Linked DNA regions of Homo sapiens: region 2 is linked to region 1. Evidence: read pairs that join two places in POLR2A ChIA-PET (ENCODE). Cell type or tissue: Panc1. All regions are shown on one strand. Links, peaks and the distances in the headings refer to the core of each region. The heading gives the core; the rest is flanking DNA.

What was found. Peaks named below come from ENCODE experiments on the same cell type or tissue, not always from the same donor. Only the 100,000 strongest peaks of a DNase experiment are listed, where the experiment ranks them.
Region 2: POLR2A ChIA-PET joins it to region 1 with 14 read pairs; 9 of 35 experiments call an interaction of 5 or more read pairs at or near these places.

Annotation. Positions count from the first base shown.
Region 1 is chr2:54,901,145-54,912,729 of GRCh38, reverse strand. It overlaps EML6 (EMAP like 6), which reads right to left. Exons shown (of 42, transcript NM_001039753.4): 23 at 9,534-9,686; 24 at 9,228-9,359; 25 at 1,688-1,776. Among named protein-coding and RNA genes, the nearest start is that of RTN4, 140 kb to the left of the region's middle. RefSeq lists an enhancer at 7,895-9,094. In Panc1, for the core only: no CTCF peak of the experiment used is centred there; a DNase peak (open chromatin) is centred at 8,509; H3K4me3 peaks cover 1,301 bases; H3K27ac peaks cover 6,222 bases.
Region 2 is chr2:55,028,774-55,040,358 of GRCh38, reverse strand. All of the region lies in intron 1 of RTN4 (reticulon 4), which reads left to right. Among named protein-coding and RNA genes, the nearest start is that of RTN4, 16 kb to the left of the region's middle. RefSeq lists an enhancer at 6,665-6,714. In Panc1, for the core only: no CTCF peak of the experiment used is centred there; no DNase peak of the experiment used is centred there; H3K27ac peaks cover 573 bases.

The DNA of each region.
Region 1 (11,585 bases), core at 1,278-9,277:
CTTTGCAGCAACATGGATGTAGCTAGAAGCCATTATATTAAGAGAATTAACGCAGGAACAGAATACCAAATACCACATGTTCTCACGAGTGGGAATAAAGCATTGGGTACACACAGACAGGAAGGTGGGAACAACAGATACTGGGGATTCCTGGGGGGCAGAGAGAGGAGGTGGCAAAGGCTGAAACACTATCTACTAGGTACTGTGCTCTCTACCTGGGTGATGCAATAATTTGTATGCCAGTCCTCAGTGTCATACAACAGACCCATGAAACAAACCTATGCATGTATCCCCGAATCTAAAATCAAAGCTGAAATTAAAATTAAAAATAAAGGTGTATAAAGTATCTGGCAGTCAACAAATTACCAGTGAATGAAGGACGTAATTAAAAATACCTCTTACTCAAGGCCATAAGTTTCTCCATATAAAAAAGTTAAAAAGAGGACGGATCAGAGACAAATAAATTGGAATTGGGGAGGGGAGTGAGATCAAATTTCTCAGTGAACAGTTTCCATTAATACAATGCCATGATCTATAACGATGTATATTTTTTAAGTACTACACATATACTTCCTTTACAAACAATGACAATGCAAATGTACACGTGTCCAAATGTCTTAGGGAGAACCTTACAATACTGGGACAGTTTAAGATACTGGCAAACTGAAGCGAGGGAGAGGCAGATGCCTGCCACTCAGTGGCATACCCTTACCTCCTTTTCCTCTAAGGAAGCAATATTTCCTCATCCTCATCAACAGTTAGACCAGGGCTCATTATGTGTACACCCTGAAAGAGGTACGCATCTACAAAAGCCATCTAGCTTTCAAGAGGTGTTAGTTTAGGGATTCAAAAATTTTATCTAGGCTTTGATTTCAGCAACTAAAAAATCGTGTATGTAGCTAAGGACATGAGGAAACATGGAAAAAAGAAAACAGTTTGATACAATACAATGGTCAGATTGCAGATTGTTTTTGTCTCAAAAAATAATTTCCAGGCTGGACACGGTGGCTCACGTCTGTAATCCCAGCACTTTGGGAGGCTGACGTGGGCGGATCACCTGAGGTTAGGAGTTCGAGACCAGCCTGGCCAACATGGGGAAACCCCATCTCTACTAAAAAAATAAAATAAAAAAATTAGCTGGGTGTGGTGGCAGATGCCTATGATCCCAGCTATTAGGGAGGCTGTGGTGGGAGAATCACATTAACCTGGGAGGGGGAGGTTGCAGTGAGCCAAGATGGTGCCCCTGCACTCCAGCCTGGGCAAAAGAGCAAGACTCCACCTCAAAAAAAAAAAAAAATTCTGTTGTTATAGATAATAATGTTCATAATTACAAATAACCATTGAGAAAACATGTTTCAAAATATATGTTCATAAAAAGCTTTGCACAAAATGACATGTCAAATGGAAAAAGGAATATATAACATCCAAATTGCTAGCTTATTCATTGTCTTCAGGCAGAGAAAAATTAAGCAGAGCACCAACTGTACATTGCTACACCAGTGGTGTGATAAATCCATATGTTCTGGGAACCTGGAAACCAGATTAAGCAATCAGATTGAAGACACGATCAAACTTAAAGGTATAGTAAATATAACCCATATTAGTGGTTAACGTGATAGGTTTTATTAAAATGCACATATTAAATCTTCACAAAATATCTTTAAAAATCTTTGTGTATGATTATTACCTCTGAAGGTCTTATTATATGCCGTTTGCCTCTTGGAGCTTCAAAAAAAAGTTGTTCTCTGGCACCTGAATTCACTTGCAATAATTTTCCTGTTACGACAGAACGAAGTAGAGAGATAATTAAAATCTGACTTTATCTCTTTATTATAAAATGAGAAGCATGGGTGCTATTTTGATTCATTTTAATCAAAGTCTCACAAATTGAGTAAATACATTTTGAATTATTCAGAAGGGCATGTACAGCCAATTACATGATGTGGTACAAACCCCAAAGCTGTGATTTTTAGAATATGGACTTCATAATATTTGATCTTCAACATCCTTCAAATAACAGAAGAATAAAGCTTGATATGTTTTATTGATATGCTGCACTGAAAATATAGTTTTCCAAAGCCTGAGAAAAATCAGTTTTCCCCCTGTTTTTCCCAGTTGCCTCTCAGCAAACTGTGTTGGCAAGAATTATGTCATTGGAAGATTATGGCAATTAGAAATAAAACACTTACTGTGAGCATTCACATTTACTTAGGACTGAGTTCTAAATTTGCCTTTAAAGTTTAGAAACAGAACACACAAACTATAAATGCTCATTCCTTCCCCACCCTCTGGTCTTACTTGAACATTTGAAAAGAAATCCAGGACTTTCCCCAAGGAAAATGTTGGGCAAAAATAGTCTTTCAGTCTGATGTACAATTATAATCTTGGATTTGACGTTGAAAAAGGTTAGATTTCCTAATTCTCCTCCTACAATGGCAACAATCTTGTAAGGCTTAAAATGTAAATGACTCAAGGTATTTATGTTCCAGTATTTTTGCCATTTTTTAAATATTATGGAAAGTTTCAAACATGTATAGAAGAAGAGTATAAAGAACCCCTGTATGCCCACTGTCCAGCCTCAACAGCTATTAACACATGGCCAACCCTGTTTCATGAACCTCCACCCTAGATTATTTTGAAGCAAATTTCAGACGTCATAATATTTCACCTATAAATAATTCAGTATACATATACATAATATTTCTCCTTTTGTTTTTTCCCATAACTATGTATATCTAGTAGTTTTGAAATATCTTTCTTAGAAAAATAATACCAAAATAAGAACTTTTTGGTTTAGATCGTGTTCTTTAGCATTTAAATAGGCACCACCTTGATCTGAAATCTAGCTTGGCTAATCTTTTTTTTTTTTTTTTTTTTTTGAGATGGAGTCTCGCTCTGTCACCCATGCTGGAGTGCAGTGGGCAGTGGTGTAATCTTGGCTCACTGCAACCTCTGCCTCTCAAGTTCAAGCGATTCTCTTGCCTCAGCCTTCTGAGTAGCTGGGATTACAGGCACCCACCACCACACTTGGCTAATTCTATTTTTTAGTAGAGACAGAGAGTCATCATGTTGGCCAGGGTGGTCTTGAACTCCTGACCTCAGGTGATCTGCCCACCTCGGCCTCCCAAAGTGCTGGGATTATATGGCATGAGCCACCATGCTCAGCCTAGCTTGGCTAATCTTAAGAAGTTGTAGATCTACTTCTACCTGACTAAAAATAAGGTTCTCTCATTTCCAAACTGACAACTTTAATCATTTCTAATTTGGTGAATTATAACACAGTGATTAGGGGATTTTTCCTTGACTTGAGCAAATATATCTGAAAATGTGTACCCTGAAATGGGCACATCTTCTGACTTTATGGCTGAATATATGTAAGTGAGAAAAGAAAAAAGGGAGTTAGTTATCTTTGACTATTTAGAATTATAAGAAAATGAGTAACCAATACTTTTCCGATGAACTAAATACATCTGTAAAGTAATTCTATTTTTAGGACACTCAAGAGTGATTGCAAATGACAAAGCACGTGGACGGTTATTCAGTGAACACATTCTTTGAATATGGCTAATTTTAGATGATATTTGGCCATGAGATACTAAGATAATTCAGAGGACTGTAATCCTCAGATAAATCCCAACAACTCACTTTACACCATAGTTTCAAAGATCATACTTCACTTAAAACCAAAAATGAGAAAAATCTCTCAGTGAAGTAATTTATGATTGCAAAAATATTCGAGAATCTAAACACATAGACAAGTACCGTAAGTGCTGTGTAGCATTGTAGACAGCTTGTAGGGTCCCCTATCTAGCACATGCCCCTTCCCCGAGAACTGCCCCCGCGGTCATGTTTATACTCTGCGGGCAGATGTTGATCCTGGAGGGGCCAGGCTCACACTGGGCTGGGTAATCAAAGTTCTCTCTTGGTAAACTGGAATCTGAGAGGCTGAATCAGTTGGTGCCTACAGGGATGAGATGTGGACTTTGGGCCTGTGGGTGGCATTTTGGGGCAGCCGAGGCTGGGCCATGTGCAGATGAAGTAGAGAAAGGCTGCTTGTGCAGAGAGAGGGGTCAAAGGCAGAGATAAGACCCAGAAGAGCAGTGGATGCTGAAACTAGCTGCCTAAGAGTGGGAGAGGAGGGGAGAGGAACTGCTTGCTTGGTTCCTGTGCGTTTTCTAGTTCATTGCTAAACTCAGTTCCTTGGCAGGTGTTCTTTCCTGCTCTTGGATTCTATAAAATATCTCCGTATCTTTCCAATAAACTCATCTGTTATTATTACTTTAAAATTTAAGCTGGTTTCCAGCCTGGGCAACATGGTGAAACCCCATATCTACTAAAAATACAGAAAAAAAATTAGCCGGGCATGGTGGCAGGCACCTGTGGTCTCAGCTGCTTGGGAAGCTGATGTGAGAGGATCTCTTGAGCACAGGAGGCACAGATTGCAGTGATCTGAGATTGCACCACAGCACTCCAACCTGGGTGACAGAGTGGGACCCTGTCTCAAAAAAAAAAAAAAAAGTTTAAGCTGGTTTGAGTGGGTTTCTGTTCTTTGCAATCAAGGATGTCAAGAAGAAAAAACCAAACCAAAAAGCTATTCTTCTATTAGAAAGGAATAATTAAGGGTATTTTTTTAAAACCAAAATTTTCTTTACTGCTGCTAATACATGTTTCTTAAGCATGAGGAAATATTTAGGTCACCACTCCTTTTTCTCTCTGCCTGCTGTGATATCTATCTATCTATCTATCTATCTATCTATCTATCTATCTATCTATCTATCTATCTTATCTATCTATCTATCTATCTATCTATCTATCTATCTATCTATCTAATCTATCTAATCTATCTAATCTATCTGTCTCACCACTGACATATTCTGAGGATGAGGAGCAGAAGCAAGAACAAAAACTCTGTTTGCATTTATAATTGCTCTTGAATAACAGTAATCCTTTCAGAATCACATTTTTATTCACTGGAAATATCTGCTCACACAGATTAAAAACTGAAAGACACCCATGTCCTTACATCACACATCTTGCGGGTACCATAGAGCTTTGCAGCCCACAAAGTGATCCACATACATCATCCCAGCTGCTATATAATTTACAAGTTAGAATAATTCTAACAACTGGTACTAAATATACCAAGTATCAGGCCATCTGCAACAAAAATGGGAATGAAATGTCCTATTATGGCTCAAATTGTCATTTTTATTATTACTTTTTGAGACATAGTCTCGCTCTGTTACCCAGGCTGGAGTTCAGTGGTGCCATCTCAGCTCCCTGCAACCTCTGCCTCCCGGTTCAAGCGATTCTCCTGGCCTCAGCCTCCCAAGTAGCTGGGATTACAGGCGCCCGCCACCACACCTGGCTGATTTTTGTAATTTTAGTAGAGATAGGGTTTCACCATTTTGGCCAGGCTGGCCTCAAACTCCTCACCTCAGGTCACCCACCTCAGCCTCCCAAAGTGCTGAGAATACAGGTGTGAGCCACCGCACCCAGCCTTCAAATTGTTAATTTGTAAAGGATGTTATAGCCTGATATTTCTAGAAATGAACTTGTAGCATTTAGAAAATACCCTTTCTATGTTTTCTCTCCCTCCATACATTTTTTCTTTCTCAAGCATTCCATGCTGGAGCTTTCATTCAGGGGTAGCTGATGTTCCTGCAAAAGCCCAGTGCACTTTTTGGTTTTCCAAGGACCTGTAGTTGCCATGGGCACAAGAGGCTGCTGAGGCTGGCGGCTGTGCCATCCCCCACCCTGAGAAGCCAGCTGGCTCTGGCAAATGCTTTCACTATTTTCGACAGGATCAAAGGCATGAAACAGAACCCTGCTTCTAAATTCTGCTCTCAACCTTGCCAGACTCTGGAGGCCCCTGCTGTGAAAGCTAGGCTGGTCTTGAGGCAGCATGGCACATTCTCGAGATCAGGCATTTTGGGGACTGAGGTGTTGGGAATGCAGGAATATCAGGATGACACATGTCTCATGGCTAGTGGAGTTAGATCAAGGAAGATTCACAGGTATTCTTGCTCTTATTCTCCAGATGGTGTAATTCCTCCCTAAAAATCAGAAGTGTCTCTACTACTCTCAATCCACAGAAAGCACTTGGTCTGACCCCCTCACCTGCCTGCAGGGACCCTTACAATGAGAAGCATGGTGGCTTTTCAAAGACCTTTGACTCCACTCCTCTCCTGCTCATTCCCAGGAGCCTCCCTCAGCATCCTGAGCTCTAAGAGGCTGGCCTTGGGCAAGATTATGGAAATAGGGAGGTTTGCTTCTCTTTCCACCAAGTGATGGCTCCATATCGAGGGACTTTACACAGACCTTCCCCCAGGCCCCTCCACAGCAGCATCCCCCTGATCCTGGCCGAGATCTTGTGCTTTCTATCTGGGACTTACTTCTCTTTATATCCCCACCATCTGACACAGGGCCTATACATTTGCAGAATTAAGAACAAACAAACTCCCTAAACGCAAATGAAACCCAAAATGAGATACACTTCATATCCATTAGGACAGCTATTATCAAAATAAACACATAAAATAAGCTTTGGCAAAGATGTGGAGAGATTTGAACCCTTGTGTACAACTGGTGGGAATATAAAATGGTAGAGCTGCTATGGAAAACAGTATAGTAATTCCTCAAAAAGTTAAAAATAGAACTACCATATGATTCAGCAATTACACCCTTGGGCATATACCTCAAATACTTGAAAGCAGGGTTTTGAAGATATATTTGTACATCCATGTTCATAGCAGCATCACTCACAGTGGCTGAAATGTGGCAGCCACACAGGTGCCCCTCAACAAATAGATAAGCAAAATACAGTCTATACATAAAATTAAACATTCAGTCTTTAAAGTAAGGAAATTCTGACACATGCTACAACATGGAGGAATCTTGAGAACATTATGCTAAGTGGAATAAGCCCATTATAGAAAGACAAATACTGTATGCTTCCACTTATACGAGGTACCTAGAGTGGTTACATTCATAGAGACAGAAAGTAAAATGGTAGATGCCAGGTGTTGGGGAAATGAAAAGTTATCATTTAATGGGAATGTCATCAGTATTACAAGATGAAAAGAATTCTGAGATGGGGGCAGTGATGGTTGCACAACAGTGTCAATGTTTTTAACGTCCTTGAACTGTACACTTAAAAAATGATTAAAATGGTACATTTTTGTTATGTGTACTTCACAATTCAAAATAATTAAGAAATCTTCCCAGTCAAAATTTACTCTATATATACCCTCTTTTCTCTGGACTCTTCACTCCGTAATAGAAACAATAATGGGTTTTAATCCCTAATAGTCATTGAGTGGTGGGATTTCACGTATTGTATCAGGTATTTTGTGTGTGTGTGTGTGTGTGTGTGTGTGTGTGTGTGTGTGTGTGTGTGTGTGTGTGTCGGATTCTAAATAAAGTTAATCAGACCCTATTCTACCTGGCAAGAGAATAGCAAGATAATAAATAGGGAGAAATCACTGCTTTAAAAAAAAAAGCAGAGAATATCAAAGAAGGGTCTGAGAAGCAGCTGCTTTCATCGGCCTCACCAGTTCCTAGATAAAGTCACAGTGCCCTGCCTGGTCATAAATGCCGGTCAAAGCCCTCGGCACTTTGTCTGGCCAGCACTGCCCTGACATGAAAGCGAAACAGACTTATCTGATCTCCCTTTGCCCTTGTTGGGACTTGTACCTTTTATAAATGCAATGCATCACATGCTTTTTTCTCTATCTACTGCACCGTATAAAACTCCTGAATGTTGTAAAGCTGAAATAAAGTCCAAATTCCAGTGTGGCAAGTATAGTTACAACTAAATACCTGCCAGGCAGAAGGGTTTCCAAGTCCTGGTCTATGGCCACTACTCCAAGAAATACTCTGAAATAACCTTTTTGGCAGAGGCCTTCATCATCGTTCTCCTGATTAATTTGATTGCTCCAACTCCAGGCTCACTTCTTCTCCCCAAGATGGGAGGGAATGCCCCACGCTAGATCCCTCAGAGTTACATAGTGCCTACAAGTACACAGTTCAGCATGAAAGTTCTGCTCTATCCCAGCCTGTGTCTCCACATTCCCCTCCCTTCACACCCTCAGCCACTGAGCACTTCTATTTCTTCATCACCCCCTGGTTCTTCCCACCTTCACTCTTCATATGCCATATTCCTTTTGCCTGGAATGGCTCTTCCTTGATAGCGCTATCTGGTGGATTTCTCCTTATCTCTCAAGATCAACCTCAAAGGTCACTCCCTTCTACAGAGGCTCCATGGATTACCTCCAAGGAGCTTTCCCTCAGAGCATACATTGGGCTTGGTGCTTCTCTACCACAGTGGACTACAACGTCTCTGAAGGTGGGAATGCTGTCCATTCCCAAGTACCCGCTCCAGACTCTCAACATCAGCCGAGTCTTGAGGATAGGATTTACGAGTGACTCACCCTATAGTGCAATGTTCCACCCTGGGTACTGAATGCTGCCGTGGCCCATTCGGAGTCCCTGCTCACCACTTCCCTTGTGACTCACCACTGCTTACTCACACGGTACCCATTTTGTGCTCTTGTATTATTTATGGATAAGTATCTCCCTCACTCAATTATAAACTCCACAGGGAGCAGAAACCATGTCTTACTCACTTCCAGAGCCTCCACATTTGCTAGCTTAAGACTATGCAACACCATAAAAGCTAGAGTTATTAAATAGACAAATCCTCATGGCATTTGTGGGCATGACTTGGAGGAGGTAGGAGTAGGTTGGGAGTTTTATAGAGCAGAGAAATTTTAGGCAGGCTGAATGTAGATTTCTACCTCTGCTGGAGGAGGAAATTTGCTTGAGCCTTTTTGGGCGGTTCTCCAAGAGGTGGAGCTTTGGGTGGAAAAGGGAAACCAGCCAGGAGGAGGATGAGGGGACCCAAGACAAGGAGAAAGCACTCCCAACTAAAGGTGAGGTGGTGGCTTGCTATGATAACAAAAGGCATCATGTATCTTTAACTGTCTTAAAACTCAATGGCTTGAATCAATAGTGACAATAATCATCCTAAGCGTAAAAAGATGGAAAAAGTATTCAAAATGTTAGCAGCAGCTGCCTCTGGGTTGTAAAATTACAGTCGTTTATATTGTTGTGGGATTCCCCTTTCCCATTTCTAACACTCAACTGCCATTCTCTCTAGAAACAATGCATAAATGGACATTTTTTAAACACAGAAATTCTATTTTAAAAGCCACAACATACTTTACCTCTAGAGTCCCAGTCAATGTGTGTAATATAACTAGAAGCACCTTTACAGATGCCAACCCTTTTGCTTGTAAGTACGTTGTAAATATCCACAAAGTTATCATGGGATGCCACGGCAAGGTATTTTCCCGTATCTGTTAAGAAAAATGTGGGGTTAACATCGAAGCATTTTATATAGGAATTTACTTCCAGGAACTTAGTATTTTAAAAGTGGGAAAATGGTCAAAGAAACATTTGAAATAGTTCATTCTTGTAATTTTTTGTCCCAAGACTGTGCTATTTTAAAAAGTATCTGCTGTCATCTTCACCTTTTGAAAACTTAATATCAGAGATCATTTCTTTTCTGTGATGGAAAGAGACCATGTCTTCAACAGTGTCAGCATTTACCACCAGGAAACTCCCATCGTTCAAGCCAACCGCTAAGGCTTTCCCATCAGGGGAAAAGGCACAGCATCTTCCACCTACAGAAGAATCCACAAAAAACACTTATTATCCAAAACTTCACTGTCAAGCAAACCACATGAAAAGATGAAGAAATCTGATGATGTGCATTATGTATGGACACGTGACTGCCTTTAAATTGACACTACACTTGTGAGAACTAAAACTTCCTAATTTAAGACACCTCTTGTCTGGGCGCAGCAGCTCATGCCTGTAATCCCAGCACTTTGGAAGGTCGAGGCAGGTGGAACTCTTGAGCCCAGGAGTTCGAGACCAGTCTGGGCCACATTCCGTAGGTTAAAAATTAGTTGAAAAGTTATTTTTTGTAGAGGCGAAACCCACCCTGTACAAAAAGTAAAGAAATAAGCTAGGTGCAGTGGCTTATGCCTGTAATCCCAGCACCTTGGGAGGCCAAGGCAGGTGGATTGCTTGAGCCCTGGAGTTCAAGACCAGCCTGGGCAACGCAGCAAAATCCCATCTCTACAAAAAATACAAAAATTAGCCAGGAATAGTGGCACATGCCTGTAATTCCAACTACTCAGGAGGCAAGGTGGAAGGATCACTTGAGCTTTGGAGGTGGAGGGTGCAGTGAGCAGTGATCATGCCATGGCACTCCAGACTGGATGACAGAGGGAGACCCTGTCTCAAGAAAATAAAATTAAGTATCTCTTCTCCCCAAGTCCAAGGAAAAAGATCATAATATCAAAAATACATTTTCAACTTCCATGAGGTTTATTCATTCATTTATGAGTATTTAAATACCTGGGGTTTCCAAAAAATAAGTGGGGTAAATGGAGAAAAGGAGTATAGGGTTAATAGGACCAGTATCTTTGCTTCGAAGAAAAGAGGTAATATTTAAGAATAGGAGTTCTATAATAAAATTTCCAGAAACCATTTTTTTTAAATATTAAGCCTTACATACAACTTGCTTTAGAGGACCTCATTCTTTTAGTTGCTCCAATTCTCTGATCCACGGATTGTAATGTATAACTCTAGAGGTGAAAGATGTTGTTCTTGCCTCTTCTGTCACGCGAAGAATGGAATCTGAACATTCTCCCAAGGGGTTTCTGGAAAACTAATTGGCACTAGGGTGATGGTGCTCCATGAACCATGTTCTCTACTCCTTTGTAGGGTCACAAAGACATTTCTGAATCAGGAGCATGGACTTTGCAAAGGTATGTCTAAAAGGAAACTGATTCAAGAACATGCCTACCCTCTGCCACCATTCTTATTGTCGAGCGTTGTAAGCACACCCCAGGGATAGGACAGCCAGGTGGCCTTGTGCCAGGGCATTTAATACCGAGCCTCTTTACCAACTCCTCTGTTCATGGTATGCTGAAAGCTGTGTTCATGCTCAAAACTGACGTGCCAGTACTGAGACAATGAAAATACAAGCCTGCCCTTGAAGAGCATCATCAAGATTAGGTTAATCACAATCTATCGTACAGACCAAGACACGTTTGAGAGTGAAAAGGAAAGCTATTAATAATTATACCAGAACAACAGGGGTAAACTGGGTTGAATGGTTATCCTATCTAAGATGGGTCAATAGTTGTTCAACTAATTTTTAACTTAGAGAATAAAGTCCATTCACTGACATTCAAGTCCTTCACAGTGAGGACTTGGCCTATCATTCCCCCGATATAAACTAGTAGCCAAAATGATTCTAGCCTGTAGTGATTACGAGCATGGGCTTTGGACTTAGATTTGGGAAATCCTGCCTCCACCATTTACCAATCCCCAGGAGCCTAGTGTAAAGACAGGCAACACGGCAGAGGGAAATAGTGTTAAGCAGTGGCCACAGGTGTGTTCTCACAGTCACACTGCATGGGTTTGAATTTGGTTCCATTACCTACTAAATGTGCAAACTAATTAAGCTTCCTGTGCCTCAGTTTTCTGATTTGTAAGTGGCAATAATA
Region 2 (11,585 bases), core at 3,218-11,217, 130 kb before region 1:
ACCAAAGATGCTTGTATCTGTGTTATAAATCCCTTTCATAGTCTAGAACTTCAGTCTCAATTCATCAACATCATTGTTAAATTATGGAAAGTTTTATTTTATCAAATTCTGATATTTTAATTTTGTATAAAAACCAAATTTTATATAAAATAACTTGATAAAAACTTTGTTAGATGCTTTTGCTTGCATAGGTGAATTATTGAAAATCAGAATATAGAAGATCAAGTTAGTATTTCATTATATTTTATAGGCTATATGTACTGCACAGAGATCTGCCATAAGGATTAGGGCTATAAGACATCACTTTTGAACAAGGACTGAGAAACTGCCACCTACAACATACCTTCTCATTTACCCTCTCTCATCAACCAAACTTACTCTTGTTCCCTTATTAAAATTTTGTTAATGAAATATGTTGCAGGGGATATGGTTAAGTTTAAGATTGATAGACTCAAACATGTATATATTTTAATGGAATACTAAAAGAGTTGAGGGTAAAACTACGGTTAAAATGTCTTCAATACAATAGAATTAGTATCAAGCATCCAGCTAATGTTCACATTTCCATTTATTTATTTAGAGATGGAGTTTCACTCTTGTCACCCAGGCTGGAGTGCAGTGGTGTAAGTTTGGCTCACTGCAACCTCCACCTCCTGGGTTCAAGTGATTCTCCTGCCTCAGTCTCCGAGTAGCTGTGATTACAGGCACCCAACACTACACCTGGCTAATTTTTGTATTTTTAGTAGAGATGGGGTTTCACCATATTGGGCAGGCTGGTCTCGAATTCCTGACCTCAGGTGATTCACCTGCCTCGGCCCCCCAAAGTGCTGGTGTGAGCGAGCGCGCCTGGCCTCACATTGACTATTATTTACTGAATGTCATAAATGGTCTTTCTTTCTTTCTTTTTATTTTTACAGTTAGAATCAGAATTCGAGTAAGGTCCACATATTACAATAGATCAATTTGATTTATTAGTCTTTTAATCTATCGATGAGTTCTCCCTTGCTTGTGGTCTCTCTCTCTCTGCAATTTATTTGTTGAAGAATGCCCATACACCTTTTTCACCTTAATGTTTTTATTAAGATATAATTTACATGCAGTAAAATGCATAAATTTTAAGTTTCAACAGTTTTACATTTTGACAAATGCGTACATTAGTTTATCCACACCTCTGACAAGATATAGAACATTTCTATCATCCTAGAAAGATCTCTTGGGTCCTTAGCAGTCAGTCCTTCAATTCTTTGCTCTGGTTCCTACCCGCAACACCAATCCCAAACAACTACTGTTTTGATTTCTTTCATCATAGATTAGTTTTACGTATTTTAAAGCATCAATCATATGAATGGAATCATACATTTTGTGCTTGGCTACTTGCATTCAGCATGATGCTTTTAAGACTTACTAATGATGCTGCAGGTATCAGTAATTTGTTCCTTTTAACTGCTGAGTGGTATTCCATGCTAAGAATAGCACAGTTTAATTATGTATTCACTCGTTGGATGTTTGGATTATAGTTTTTGGCTACTATGAACAAAATGCTGTGAACATTCTTACATAGACATTTTTGTATGCATATATTTTCATTTCTCTTAGGTAAATACTTGAGAGTAGAATTGCTGAGTCATGGGGTAACTATATATTTAACTTTATAAGAAGTTGCTTAACTGTTCCCCCAACCACTTCCACCAGCAATGTGTGAGAATTCTGGTGGCTTTACGTTTTCACCAACATTTGATATTGTCAGTTTTTTAAATTCTAACCATTTTAGTGGTTATGTAGTGGTTCCTCATTGTGGTCTTAATCTAGATTTCCCTAGGGACTAATGAATTAGAGGACTTTTACATGTCCTTTGTGTGTGTTTTCTTTGGTGAAGTGTCTGTTCAAGTAATTTGCCCATTCTTAAATTGTGTTGTATGCCTTTTTTTTTCCTACATATTTGTAAGAGTTCTCTCTATATATTATGAATACAAATCTTTGGTCTGATACATGTGTTGTGAATATATTCTCCTAGTCTGTAGCTTGCCTATTAATTTTATTGATTCTTTTGATGAGTATAAATTTTTAATTTTGAGAAGTCATAATTACTTTTTCTTTCATGGTTAGTGCTTTCTTTGTGATGTCTAAGACATCTTTGCCTCCTTCCAGGATTGTGAAGACACTTTGGTTTCTTCTAGAAGCTTGATAGTTTTAGCTTTTGTTTGTCTTGATCCGTTTTGAGGTAGTTTTTGTCTATGGTATGAGTTACCATAGATCCAGATTTATTTGTTTCTTTTCCATACATATAATAAGCAGTTTTCCCAGCAGAGTTTTTTGAAAATATTTTTCTCTTTCTATTGAATTGCTTTGGTGCCTTTGGGAAAAGAAATTGACCATATGAAGTGTGTCTATTTATATATATCTATTTTGTTCTACTGATTTGTCTATCCTTATGCCAATACTTGATTATTGTAGTTTTATAGCAAGTCGTAAAATTAAGTAGTATGACTGCAAGTTTGATCTTTTTTCAAAATTGTTTTGTGTCTTCTAGGTCCCTTAGTATTTCTGCATAAATTTCAGAATCAGCTTGTTCATTTCTATAAAATGCCTGTTATGAATTTGATTGGGATTGCATTGAATCTAGAGATTAGTAGGGGGGATAAGTGACGTCTTAGGATTTGAGATTTTACACTACTTCAAAGGTAACAAGTTAGCCTGTCATAGTTTCATGGATGCTGGCAGAGGATATAAGATGCCTGGGTCAGAGGCAGAGGACTTTATTACTCACAGCAATGACAGTAGCCAGAATATTAGCATTTTCTTGTGCCAGTTCCCTCAGCTCCATTTCACATGGAGCAACACTGAGATGGCTGAGTGAGATCTGCACCTGTAGCAGGTTGTATTATAGACAGAAATCTTAAGCTTAGGGAAACAAATCTTTTGTGTCATATAATAAGCATGGCTGCTAGTTGCTGAAGAAGAAGAAACTGTCCCTGTTTTCCAAGGCTGTTCACAATACAAATGTTTTTAAAAGATAGGAACAAAGGGAAGATGTGTAAAAACACAATATACTCATAGAGAACTGTTTCCTGACACTCAACAATATTATATCTTTCAACCCATGAATGTGATATCTCTGTTGTTTAGATCATCTGTAATTTCTCTCAGCAGTGTGTTTCAGTATAGCAGTTTTGTGCATCTCTTGTCAAATTTATGCCTAAATATTTTATGTTTTTTTGTTACAGTGAGTGATATTTAGAAAATATTTTCATTTTCTCTTTGTTGCTACTGTATGGAAATAGAGTTAAGTTTTGTGTACTGTCTTTGCATCTATCCTGTATCCTTATAAATTCACTACTAGCTTTGGTAGGGTTATTTTATTTTGAATCCTTAGGATTTTCCAACTATACAGTCCTGTTGTCTGTAAGTTAAGATAGTTTTACTTTTCTCTTCAGATCTTTACGAGAAGCCTGGTAGATTGCTTGTTTAACACAGAATCTTGAGTGAATGCATTAGTCTTTCACCTTTAAGTATGATGTTAGCTGCATATTTTTCCTAGATATCCTGACTCTTAGGTTGAGAAAGCTTCCTTCTATTCCTAGTTTGCTGATAGTTTTTATGATAACAGGTGTTGAAATTTGTCAGATAAGTTTTTGACATTTGTTGAGATGATCATATGGTTTTTCCTTTTCGGGCTGTTGTTACTATAGTGAATTTCATTATATGATTTAAAAAAACTTTTTAAATTTTTTTAATTTTTTTTTTTTTTTTTTTTTTTTTGAGACAGTCTTGCTCTGTTGCCTGGGCTGGAGTGCAGTGGCACGATATTGGCTCACTGCAACCTCTGCCTCCTGGTTTCAAGCGTTTCTTGTGCCTCAGCCTCCTGAGTAGCTGGGACTACAGGTGCACGCCACCACACCTGGGTGATTTTTGTATTTTTAGTAGAGACAGGGTCTTACCATGTTGGCCAGGCTGGTCTCAAACTCTTGGCCTCAAGTGATCTGCCCACCTCAGCCTCCCAAAGTGCTGGGATTACAGGCATGAGCCACTGCGTGCGACCTATTGTTTGATTTTGAATGTTAAACCAACCTCACCTTCCTGGAATTAAACCCCATTTGGTGATGATTATACTTTCTATGAGTTGCTGGATTCAATCTGCTACTATTTTATTGAAGATTTTTTGCATGTGTGGTTATGAGGAATATTGTTATATAAATTAATTTTAATTTTCGTGTTATATCCTTGTCTGGTTTTGGTATTAATGCATAAATCTATAAAAATTTTATGGGAAGTGTTTGCTTTTCCTTTATATGCTCAAAGAGTTTGTGTAAGGTTGGTACTATTCATTAGATGTTTTATATTAGTTTTCTTCGTGGGGGTTTTAAGTTACAAGTATAGTCACATAGGACTATTCTGATTTTTGATTTCTGCTTGTGTCAGTTTTGGTGATTTGTGTCTTTCAAGGAATGCATCTATTTCATTTTGATGACTGGGTATAAAGAAACTTGTCTTTCATTTTGATAAGTAGACATCAAGGAAGTTGTCTACTCATCTAAGTTGTCTAATTTATTGTCATAAATGTGTGCATAATATTCTCTTACGTTTTTAGGACCTACAGTAACAGTCCCTCTTTTATTTTCAATACTTGCTTCCTCTCTCTGTCTCTCAGTCTCTGTCTTGATCATTTTAGTTGATTATCAATTCTGTTGATCTTTTCAGGGAAGCAACTTTTTGTTTCATTGATTTTTTTTTTTAATCTGTTTTCTATCATTGGTTTCTGCTCTTTACTACTTATTTTCTTTTACTTGTTTGGATTTAACTTGCTCTTTTAAAGTGGAAGCTTTACACTTCGATTTTAAGCCTTTTTTCTAAAAGCATTTAAAAGCTATACATTTCTCTCTAAGCATTACTTTGCTGCATCCCACACATTTTCATGATCATTTGATTCAGAATTTCTTTAATTTTCCCCCTATTTTCTTTGATTCATGGATTATTTAGAATTCTGTAGTTTCGTTTTTAAACATTTGAGGATATTTTAGGTGATTTAATTCATTGTAGAACATAGACTGCATGATTTCACTTGTTTTAGATTGAGATTGTTTTGTAGCCCAGGAAATGTTTTATCTTGGTGAATGTTCCATATGTACTTGAGAAGAATGTGTATTATATTGTTGGTTGTAGTGTTCCATAAAAGTCAGTTTAGCTCATTGGTAGTGGGGCCTAAATCATCTGTATCCTAACTGATAGTGTGTGGTTGTGTGTCTTTGTTTTTTCTTTGTCCCATCTGCTTTTTGGGTTCTTTGATTTTCTTCTTTTGTTTCTTCTTCTGGATTAATCAAGGATTTTATAATATTCAGATTTATCTCCTCTGTTGGGGTTTTAGCTGTACCTCTTTATTTTTTAAGAGGCTGTTCTAGGGATTACAGAATGCATTCTCAATTTATCATAAAATAGCAAGAATATTATACCACCTTACATGTTTCACATGTAATAAAACATACTTTCATATACTATTTTCATCCTTTGTGCTTTTATTGTCATAAGTTTTGCTTCTAAATGTATTATAGTTATTGTATTTTGTGATAATTTGTGCTTCAGAAAGTTATTCTTTGAAGAAACTAAGAAATGAGAAAAATTAACATCTACCTGTATATTCAACATCTACATATATATTTACCATTTTTGCCATTCTTTATTCCTACATAAAGATCAAAGTTTACATCTCATATCATTTTCTCTCAGTCTGAAGAACTTGATTTAACATTTCTTGTATTGTAGGTGTCTTAGTGACAAATTCTTTCAGCTTCTGTTTTCAGCTTTTATCTGAAGATACCTTTATTAATCTTTACTTTTTCTATATATTTTGTTTGTTCGTTTAGAGATAAGGTCTTACTCTGTTGCCCAGGCTGGAGTCCAGTGGCCTGATCATAACCCACTGCAGCCTCAAACTCCTGGGCTCAAGTGATCCTCCCACCTCAGCCTCCCAAGTAGGTGGGACTATAGGCACACGCTACCGTGCCTGGCTAATGTTTTAATTTTTTTGGAGAGTTGGGGTCTCACTTTGTTGCCTGGGCTGGTCTCGTACCCCAGGGCTCAAGCAATCCTCCTACCCCAGCCTCCTACGGTCCTGAGATTACAGGTGTGAGCCACCATGCCTGGTTATTTAAAAAAATATGTTTTGAATAATACAGCCAATTCTGTTTTTTTAAGCTGTCACTATGTTCTGTATAGCCACCAAAAACAGGGAATTAGCAAATACTGAATCATTGTTCTTAGGGGAAATACAGACTTGGCTCCTGTAAGCCTCTTGTCATAATATTTTTGTTAACCAATCAGTATATTACCTTGTTTTATGTGTTTTTCTATTTAAAGCCACCTGGGGTACAAAAATACAGTTGGATAGAAGGAATAAGTTCTAGTATTTGATAGTACAGTAGAGAAATTATAGTTAATGATTTATTCTATATTTCAGAATAGCTAGAAGAATTGTAATGTTTCTAACACAAAGAAAAGAAAAATGTTTGAGGTGATATATAACCCAGTCACTCTGACTTGATCATTACACATTGCATATAGGTATCAAAATATCATATGTACTACCAAAATATAAAACAACTGTTATATATCAATTAAAAAATAAAGACATCTTATTTAATATGTATTATTGATTCATTAACATTGAACTCATGGCCAAGAACACTATAATTTATGCCTGAAGGAAGATTATCTAACATATGTTTTCTCTGTAAGGCACATCATAGCCTTCTTGTGGTTAAAAACACTCGATACCATGTCAGCGCTGTGCTTAAGGGCCATATGAAACAGGGAAGTCAGTGGCAGAGCTGAAACAAGAAGGCGGTAGGGTTACCTTGTTCCATCTCAGCTGGGAACTTGTACTTTGGATGACCCGCTCTGGTTTGCCTGCTCTGCTCATTGCATGTCCTGAAAGTGCTGCAAGTATGGATTTTGGGGCTACAAATTTAGTGAGCAGGTAAATGAGCAAATAAGGAATCCATGAATAATGAGGATCATCTGTATATAATTTTAGATTGTCAGTTTTTTCATAACTTTAAAGGCGTTCATTACCTTTTGGATTACATCAATGAGAGGTGAGGTCATTCTTATTGTTGTTTACCTGCTTTTTTCCTCTGACTGTTTTTAGGGTTGTCTCTATCTTTGATTTTCAGTTTGACCCTTATGGTGTGCCTTTTTGTGGTGTTGTGTTTATTCTGCTTGGAGTACATTGAGCTTTGTGGCTCTGTTGGTTGGTATTTTCAAAATGCCAACTTCTGTCCAATTTTAGGCCATTTTTTCTTTTTTTTTTTTTTTAACTTCTTCAGTCTTTTTTAAAGAGACAGGGTCTTAACTGTGTTGTCCAGGGTGGAGTGCAGTGGCGTGATCATGGCTTGTTACAGCCTCAAACTCCTGGGCTTGAGTGATCCTCCCATCTCAGCCTCCTGAGTTGCTAGAACTGCACGTGTGCACCACTACACCGGCTAATTTTTAAGTTTTTTGTAGAGATAGGGTCTCACTGTGTTGTCCAAACTGGTGTCCCAACTCCTGGCCTCAAGTGGTCCTCCCACTTTGGCCTCCTAAAGTGTTGGGGTTACAGGCATGAGCTCCCATGCCTGGCCACTGTTGCTTTTTTTAAGGGGACTGCAATTATAGGTATTTTAACTCCTTGATTGTCTCTCAGCACTGAGGCTCTGTTCCTTTTTTCACTTGCCCTTTTCCCTTGTTGTGTTTCAGTTTGGATACTTTCTGTTGTTGTTTTTTAAGTTTGTTTATCAATAAATCTTTTTTTCTGTATTGTCTAATCTGCCTTTAAGCTCATCTAGTGATTATTTTCAGTTAATATAATTTACAATTCTAGCATCTCCATTTGGTCCTTTAGTCTATATTTCTCCACCAAGATTCCCTGTCTACTCTATATGTCTGTCTTTTTCTGTACTTAATATCTTAATAGCTATTTTAATTTTCATTTTAATATTTGCTAATCCAGGCCAGGTGTGTTAGTTCACACTTGTAATTCCAGCACTTTGGGAAGCTGAGGCTGGCGGATCACTTGAGGTCAGGAGTTTGAGACCAGCTTGGCCAACGTAGTGAACCCCGTCTCTACTAAAAACACAAAAATTAGCTTGGTGTGATGGCAGACACCTGTAATCCCAGCTACTCAGAGGCTGAGGTGGGATAATTGCTTGAACCTGGGAGGTGGAGGTTGCAGTGAGCCAAGATAGCCCCGCTGTACTCCAGCCTGGGTGACAGAGCAAGACTCCGCCTCAAAAAAAAAAAAGTGCGAATCCAACGTCTACGTTATTTGTTTGTTTATATTTGCTATTCTTTCTTATTTATGGTCATATTTTCTTGCTGCTTTGCATGTCCATTAATTTATTTTATACTGCATGTCATGGATTTGGTGGTTTTAACTTTGTTCTGGCAGGCAGTTAATTTGCTGGAAAATCATTTTGATCCTTTCAAGTTTTGATTTTAAAGTTAGGGTGGGTCTAGAGGTAGGGGTCTGCAGACTTACAGGGCCAGTTAGAGTAAATAGTTTAGGCTTGTGGGCCATACAGCCTTTGTCTAAACTGTTCGTCTCTGTTTTTATTGTGCAAAAGTAGTTATAGACAGCACAGAAGTGAATGGGCGTGGCTGTGTTCCAATACAATATGGGCTCATGAGCCATGGTTTGCTGACTCTTGGTCTAGAGTATCCTTTAGGCTTAGAGTAGTCCTGCTTGAGGTGTTTAGAGAGATCTTTCCTTTCTGACTGGTCAGAATTTTTAGATCAGGTCTTCAGCACTTTCTGACCTTCGATATAATCCAGTTAATTTGCAGCTCTACCATAGGTTTCTTGGCTAGGCCTTGCCGAGTCTTGTGCTGTGCACATGCAGCGTAGTATTCACCCAGAGGTTTAAGAGGAACCCCTATCCAGATTTTTGGAGCTCCTTTTCTGTGAGGCTTTACTTTGTATGTTACCCTGTCTCACAAATTCCAGACAACTCCTCAGCCTCCTCAGCTTAGCAAGAGTGCGGTATTCTTAGGCTTCTCTCTGTACTGTAGACCAGAATGTGCCTTCAGACAGAAAGCAGCGTAGTCATCTTGCAGGTTTCCCTTTTCTCAGGATTCACACTGCTGTCCTGCCTCTTGTCCAGTGTCTCAAGATAGTTGCTTCTAGTATTTTGCCCATATTTTTAGTTGCTTATATTGGAAGAATTAGTCTGTTGTAATTACTCTCATAGCCAGAAGCAGAAGTTCTATGGTTTTAAAATGCAGGTTTTTTGTAGTATTGTAATTAGATATGATTTAAATGCCTCTTTTCTCGTATGTGAAATGGGGGTAACAGTAGTACCTACCTTACAGGGTAGTTTTGAGAACAGAATGAACATCTGAAACAAATGTGCCGGCTCAGCACAGTACCTGTCCCACATTAATGTTTCTATAAATGTTGTTACATTGTAAAATAGAAGCAATTGATCAATGCAATATTTCTGCTAATTACAAGGTATTTACTGGGTGACGATTTACCTTGTTTCAGGAGAACTAACTTGAGGGGCTGATACAGTAAGAAGGATTGCACCAGTTGCACTTGTACATAAATACATCCTTCAGAAGATGAAGCACATCTCGTGCTTTGAGGAAGCCTAGCCAAAAAATAATAATAATTATAAAGCACAAAGACTTGGGAATTAGATGTTTTGACCCTCTGGCCTCCTAGTTCTGTGACTTAGGGCAAGTTGTTTCTTCTTTTTTCTTTCCCTCTCCCTCCTTCACAACATTTTTAGGTGGGTACTCTTATTATCCTTATTTTACAAGTTTCATTAGGCACAGAAAGGCTAAGAGTTACAGTTGTAAGTGATGGATTTGTGATTTGGACTTAGGCAATTCAATTTCATGATCTGTGATTGCTTTATTAGGAGTCTGAACTGTATTCTTGAAGTCCCAGAAGATAGTTAACTATTCTGGATTTTTTTAAAGAGCTTTTAGAAATGTAGTACTTGTTTTATGGGTAACTGGATCGAATCCCATTTTACAAAATGAAGATTTTTCTTTTTTTCTTAAACATAATGAATCTTTGAAATACCAATTTGAAAACTTTTTTACTTAGAAAAATTCCAGGAATATAGTTTTTATTATAAAAGATTATTGCACTAGGTAGGAATAAGAGTACAGTACATTAAAAAAATACTTTAAAATTATGGCACAAATTTAGATGTAGTTTGTTTTCCCACTAACTTTAACAGTAATATATGTTTCTAGTTCACTTTCCAGATAGACTAGCCTCTGAATTAGTGGCTTTTAACTATATTGTCTAGATAAAAAAGACAACCATTTTGTTAAGAATTGGTTAACTGTTATTTAGATGGAGCAGCTGCGTAATTATTTGGTTCTGCTCTTTGACCCTCAAATTTCAGTTTTATACAAGCTAATAATTCATTATTTTAGCTGAAGGGAACTTTCCTTCATTTTACAAATGAGAAACTGTAATTTAAGATCACATAGCAAGTAATCTTTTAAATATGTGTACACATATATATGCACTTTATTTAAAAATCTTATAAGCCATTATGTTACCCCTTTGACTGGATAGCCCATCCTACCTAGTGCTCTAGGTTGGAGGAAACCCTTTTAAACACACATCATAAATTTCCCGTCATCACCCTCATCTAGGAATCCTTTAAGTATGACTTCATGCCCAGTATATATTTATCTAAAATATATAAGACCTTGTGAAGTTAGCTCTCCTAATTCATTAAGGGTAATATGCTTGGAAGACAAGTCCGTATTCATGTTAGCTACATTTCTTGGATTTTTATCTGTTTTGATCAGCCTTGTCTAGCTTGTCCATCCAGATGAAATTGTCTAAATTTATTAGGTTCTCTCTGTTAAAGGAATATCACCTTCCAGTCATCTCTCAGGCTGTTTCAAATTGTCTGATGGTAGAGGCCTTTCTCTAGTGTAAACCATGGAAGATCTTTAGCTTAGGATCTCCCAACTGCAGGTACAAGATGACATTGTACAAAGTTAATATTACCAATATAGAGTGTATTAGTTAGCTTGGGCTGCCGTAACAAAATACCATAGGCTGGGTGGCTGAACAGAAATTTACTTCTCACAATTCTGGAGGCTGGTAAGTCTAAGATCAAGGTGCTGGCAAGGTAGATTTCTTTTTGAGGCCTCTTCTCCTGGCTTATAGGTGACCACCATCTCACTGTGTGCACACATGACCTCTTGTGTGTGCCTGGGGAGACAGGGAGCATGACAGCAAGCTCTCTGGTGTCTCTTCTTGTAAGGGCATTAATCCCCTTGGCCCAGGGCCCCACCCTGACTGCATTTAACCCTAATCACCTCCCAAAGTCCCCATCTTCAGATACTATCACTTTAGGGGTTGGGGCTTTAACATGAGTTTTGTAGGAAATATAAGCATTCAGTTCTGTAACATACAGTGATTAAGGAAATGGGCTCTGGAATTGAATTGCCTTAGTCTCTCACTTACTAGTTGTGTATACAAATAACAAGTAGCCCTCACTTAGGTTAATTTTAAGCAAAACCAATAATGGTGTCATCCTAAAGGCAGTTAATTTTTTTTTTTTTTGTATTTTGGACTCT